Linked DNA regions of Homo sapiens: region 1 is linked to region 2. Evidence: read pairs that join two places in POLR2A ChIA-PET (ENCODE). Cell type or tissue: PC-9. All regions are shown on one strand. Links, peaks and the distances in the headings refer to the core of each region. The heading gives the core; the rest is flanking DNA. Region 1 overlaps CRADD (CARD and death domain containing adaptor protein). Region 2 has its middle 44 kb from the start of SOCS2-AS1.

Region 1 (2,923 bases), core at 235-2,734, 230 kb after region 2:
TTTGTGATACCCACAAGCCTCCTGTTTCATCTCTCCCATCTCTAGTTCTTCTCAGCAGTGCTCTGGAAAATTGGGCTCATCAGACATGTGGCTTCTGGAGAAATGAGGTTTTAATAACTTGTCGTTTTTCTGTTCCAAATTTTGAGAGTAGCAGTATATCACTGCTTAAAATGTGCTAATTTTTGAGATAACTTTTCTTAGCCTGGTTCTCATTAGAGCTTAAGAAGGAGACAATAGCAATAGGACATTGTTTGCTCAGCCTCTCCATTTCTGTAGGAAAAGAATTGTTAGGAGGAGGAAGGGTAGGGAAAAAAAAGTGCAGGGGAGTGTCATCATCTGGTAGATAGTTTAAAAAAATTCCTCTGGCTTTGGAGTAGGAAAATTGATTGTAGAGGATCCAGGAGGAATCAGAGAGGCTGTTGAAGAGGCTATGGTAGCTGTCCATGTGAGGGACAATGGCTTGGACAAGGGTGGCAGTGGTGCAGATAGAAAAGGGTGGTTGGACTCAGCATACATTGGAAGAAGAGGGCACAGGACCCTGTGTCAGATATTTTGGTATATTCCTCCTATCATTAGAGTTTAGTCATGTGTATTCACACCCCACATTTGTTTCTTCTAAGAAATGAAGTCTATCCGTTAAGGAAATGTCAGTTAATCCTCATTGCTGCTGTTATCATGGTTGGATTTGCTCCAAAAGGTATGTTACCATATATAGAATTAAAACCAGTCTCTACCCTGTGGGGAAGTAATGCAGATGTTTTGAGATTAGAGTTTAGAATCTATTCCAAAGATCTGCCAGAACACATGTTTAACAATGAGCATGAGAGTTTTCCCCATTGCTATTCTTACTATGTTGTTTATCAAACAAAGATAATTTGGGGGCTTGTGTAGAAACTCCACAATATTTAAGAAAATAAACACAAATCTCTGAGTCAATAACTAAATGTTTCTGATGGTATACTAAGAAATATAACTTATTTTATTAATGGTTATTAATATAACCATGACTTTTAAATTAATATTAATATTAACTGATATTAATATTAATGTAACCATGACTTATATTAATGGTTATTAATATAATTATGACTTTTAATTCTTTTAATTAAAATATTTGTGGTTCTTTATAGTTCACCACAGCTTTGAATAAAACAAAATTGTTTTCATGTTTTAAATGCAGTGGAAGGTTTTATGTTTGGTGTTATTCAATTGGTAAGGCAAATTGCTTTGTTATTAGCTTGATTTACGTGAAAATTTAGATTTAATTTTAGATTTGGTAGATTTTAATCTGATACCATTTTATATTGGTTTATATCTGAATGCTTCATTAAGATCCTGGGTATACACAGTTTAACCTCAAGCATATAGTCTTATTATATTATTTTATTATAAGAAACAGAAGTATGGAAACTTGAGGCTGGGACTGTTCAGAGCTAAATCTTATGAAATGAAATAAGTTCTTGTAATCATTTTGCAGCCATTATTTGTTGTGCTTTTGTGGTATTTTGTCTCTTTTGAGCTATCCTCACAGGTTTCCAGGAATTCAAGGCCTAAGAAACATTCTACTAAGAACTTGAAATACCAAGGCATTTAATTTTTGGAAGTGTAGAATGTTTTATTACTTTTGAAGTTTTGAGGACCAGCAAAATAGAGAAGTGTATTGTGTTACACAATTTGCTATGTTATAAATGTTTACTTTTAGTGGACATGATGTAACTAGAATGGAAAAAAACACAGAAATAGTAATTGTTGATATAATCTTGCCTTGGAGGTAGCGATGGGTGGGGGAATGGGGAGTGGGAACATAGCATGAGAGGAGAAAAAAATCTGTTACCAATTTATGGTAAAATTATTACAGTTAAAAAGAGTTGCATATATGAATAATAATAAAACCTTCACCCAGCTTTCTTGAAAGTTTACAAACTTCCTTTCTTTGCTTAGAACTAGCTCGAGAAAGGAAAAAAAAAATCTTCTCTTAGATTCTTTGCATAAAAAACTAATTCCTTTATTTTTCTCACCGGTTCTCTTCATCTTTCATTTTGGTCCCCAGAGAATACTGTTTGACTATTTTGAAATCATTTCTCTTCTCCACTTTGTTGCACTTTGCCCTCTGGGATCGTTTCCCCAGCTCACTCTTCTTCCTTTGTCCTACTGCTCCCTTTACCCCCACCTCTCTTTCTATAGCCAAGAAAGAAACTTGTTAACCATGACTTTTTCTTTTAGGAACCAATTCAAAAATCCCTTTGGTACACAGGTTTACAGGCACCCTATCTCAGTCTGATTCCAGAAAAAAAAGCACCAGGAAATACAGGAAAATATGTAGCTATTAATAAATTCCACAGATAGGCAGAAGTTGCCAAAGGAAAATGGGAGAACAACAAGGACTGTTCATTGGACTTCCAGGAATAGAAATTGTTGGGAGTCTACTCTTTTCAAAATAAACTGACATGGGGCTGACCACCTTGTCAGTTACTCCCATCTGATGGTGGGGTGTGGCAAACAAGGGCAAAGGTATTGTTTGGTTTTCAAGGTCAGGCTGCTAATTGTATAATTGGATTAACCCAGCCCGCAGAGACATGGAGACTACCAGTCACTTGTTAGCCTGGGTCCCAAGGTAGAAGCAGCACAAAAGTATGGGGAGGATGTTCAGCTGAAATGGAAGGAAGAAAGTAAAGAGGATAGAGAAAAAAATACAGAAATGTTAGCCAAAGGAGTTATAATTAGGAGAAAACCATTATCTTATTAATCTCTGTGTGATTAATTAATTATAAATGAGTTTTCTCTTGGAAAAGAGCGAAGCTACTTAGTATGACTTGTGGGGAGAGTGTGTGTGAGGAGAAGAAAGTGTACTTTTTCTGCCCAATTATGGAAGGTCTTAAACATCAGCCATGTTTTTAGGAGTTTGACTAATAAATCCAGAAGG
Region 2 (2,923 bases), core at 272-2,771:
ACATGACTCTGTCTTTTTCATGGGGAATTTCCTCCCCAGGTGGGCGTTTTGTCTGTCTCGAATGATAATAATGAGTAGACAAGTGTATGGATACTGTCTCTTCTTTAGATGTTTTGCCTTTGCAAAAAGAGTGCAAATCGAAGTGATCCTACAGATGAGCTGTAAGTGTTAAAGAAAACAACATTAGTTTGTATCACCACCAGACTACTTTTATTGCCACCAGAAAATGAAAGTGTTTTAGGAAACAGCAAAGCCCTATAAAAGGAATAGAATGATGTCCGCCAGTCTTGAAATAGGGATGGGTGATTCTTGAAGAGGATTTGAGGAAGTCAAAGGTGATAATACACGTTAGAAAGTTGTGGGGGGTACAGGTGATGGATTGCTTTTTATTTAAAAATATTTATTATTATTCTTTTGTACTTGATCTTAGCCAAAAGGCCGAGGAGCAATTATTATTATTTTTTGAGACAGGGACTCGCTCTGTCACTCAGGCTGGTGTGCAGTGGTGCTCACTGCAACCTCAACCTCCCAGGCTCAAAGGATCCTCCTGCTTCAGCCTCCTGAGTGCGTGCCACTGTGCCTGGCTATTTTTTTTATTTTTTTGTAGAGATGGTGTCCCACTGTGTTGCCCAGGTTGGCCTCAAACTCCTGGGTTTAAGCTATCCTCCTGACTCAACCTCCTAAAGTGCTGGCATTACAGGCGTGAGCCACTGCACCCGGCCTGGATTGCTTTTATAATTAAAACAGAAAATGATTTAAAAATCTAGCAGAGAAATGAAGGTTAACATAAAATAACAACAACAACAACATAGATGATATTAACACTCCTGGAAAAGCATTGAATGGAAGAAGGAAAGATGAAAACAACTCCTTCTCCTCCCCCAAAATAAACAACAAAAAACTTGATCTTGAATATGGGTCCATGGAAGAAACTCTCCTTCAGGACATTTTAGATGGAAATAGAGTCCATATGCAGTAATGGGTGTGCTTTCATCTAAAATGAGCTTCTGTTAATAATAGTTCTAGAGCACTTTGTGTGTGCTAAAATTTTTTTCTGAGATTTTGGTTTGAGGATCTTTCCTAATTTAAGAGAATTTTATTCGTTCACTGTTTTGTTAGGTGAAGAGTTGGAAATATTTCTGTCTCATTAAACAGCCTCGATTCAAAGACAGACCACCTGCCTGATTTCCTACTCTAGTCCTCTAAAATAAAGACAGGCAACTGTGGGCATTCCTGAAAATTGTTTGCCTTGTCCATTCAAGCTCATTTTTAAAGAATGACTCACGGCCAATCTGCACTCCAGCCTTTGATACTTAAGAGTGTGTGTGTGTGTATGTGTGTGTGTGTGTGTGTACGCAGAGGAATGGTGGAGAGAGGTATAAAAAGAAAATGAACAAAGAAGTGTGGGTTAGAAGCCATACTCTGAGCTAAGGGCTGCACTTAATTGGAAATTAGGGGCCAACCTACAAGTACAATGCTATAAAACTAAGATCAGGACAAAGCCATCAAAGTCCAAGATTACTCTGGGGGATAGAGACATGAGTCTGAAGCAAATGACATTGTGCCTCAGTGTGTGGGCAGACCTAGCTTTGAGGAGACTGGGGAAATGTTATAATTTTGGAAACCCTCTTGAATAAAGAATACAATTTTAGGTACAAATACAGATGCTCCTCAACTTAGATGGAATTGCATCCTGATATACCTACCATAAATTGAAAATATCCTAAGTCAGAAATATAGCCAGGTATGGTGGCTCATGCCTGTAATCCCAGCATTTTGAGAGGCCAAGGTGGGAGGATTGCTTGAGCCCAGGAGTTCTAGATCAGCCTGGGCAACATAATGAGACCCTGTCTCTACAAAAAAATTTAAAAATTAGCCAAGCATGGTGGCACATGCCTGTAGTCCTAGCTACTTGGGAGATGGAGGGGGGAGGATCGCTTGAGCCTGGGAAGTAGAGACTGCAGTGAGCTATGATGGCATGATGGCACTCCAGCCTGGGCAACAAAGTGAGACCCTGTCTCTAAAAAAAAAAAAAAAAGAGGGAACAAAAAGGAAATGCACCTAACCTACTGAATATCATAGCTCAGCCCAGCCTACCTTAACTGTGCTCAGGACACTTACATGAGCCTACAGTTGGACAAAATCATCAAACACAAGCGTGTTTTATAATAAAGTGTAGAACATCTCATGTAACGTACTGAATACAGTACATTGTAGAGTACAGTATCAGTTGTTTACCCTCCTGATCTCATGGCTGGCTGGCAGCTGTGGTTGATACCACTGTTCAGCATCTTGAGAGTACTATTGAATATTGCTAGCCCAGGAAAAGATCCCAATTCAAAATGCCAAGTATGATTTCTACTGAGTGTGTACCACTTTTGCACCATTGTAAAGTCAAAAAATCATAAGTTGGGGACCATCTGTACAATAACAAGACGACATGGCAGTGATTACTAAACACATACACACATCCACTACACCCGACTTCGCGTATCCCCAAGCCAGATTCCATAGTGTCCAGGGGCACTCCAGAGTTCTCTGACACGAGGAAGATTGTGATGGAAGAAAAGTCAGAGAGAAAGGACTTATTTGTTAAAATGCATGATCAGGTGCAGTGGCTCATGTCTGTAATCCCAGCACTTTGGGAGGCAGAGGTAGGTGGATCACCTGAGGTCAGGAGTTAAAATAAAGGCCAGGCGCAGAGGCTCATGCCTGTAATACTAGTACTTTGGGAGGCTGAGGTGGGCAGATTGCCTGAGCTCAGGAGTTCAAGAGCAGCCTGGGCAACATGGTAAAACCCCATCTCAACTAAAATACACACACACACACACACACACACACACAAAACAGCCAGGCGTGGCAGTGGGCACCTGTAGTCCCAACTACCCAGGAGGCGGAGGCAGGAGAATCACTTGAACCGGGA

What was found. Peaks named below come from ENCODE experiments on the same cell type or tissue, not always from the same donor. Only the 100,000 strongest peaks of a DNase experiment are listed, where the experiment ranks them.
Region 1: POLR2A ChIA-PET joins it to region 2 with 5 read pairs; 4 of 35 experiments call an interaction of 5 or more read pairs at or near these places.

Annotation. Positions count from the first base shown.
Region 1 is chr12:93,757,467-93,760,389 of GRCh38, forward strand. The region is part of intron 2 of CRADD (CARD and death domain containing adaptor protein); the gene reads left to right. Among named protein-coding and RNA genes, the nearest start is that of CRADD-AS1, 21 kb to the left of the region's middle. In PC-9, for the core only: no CTCF peak of the experiment used is centred there; no DNase peak of the experiment used is centred there.
Region 2 is chr12:93,525,696-93,528,618 of GRCh38, forward strand. No RefSeq gene overlaps it. Among named protein-coding and RNA genes, the nearest start is that of SOCS2-AS1, 44 kb to the right of the region's middle. In PC-9, for the core only: no CTCF peak of the experiment used is centred there; a DNase peak (open chromatin) is centred at 1,286.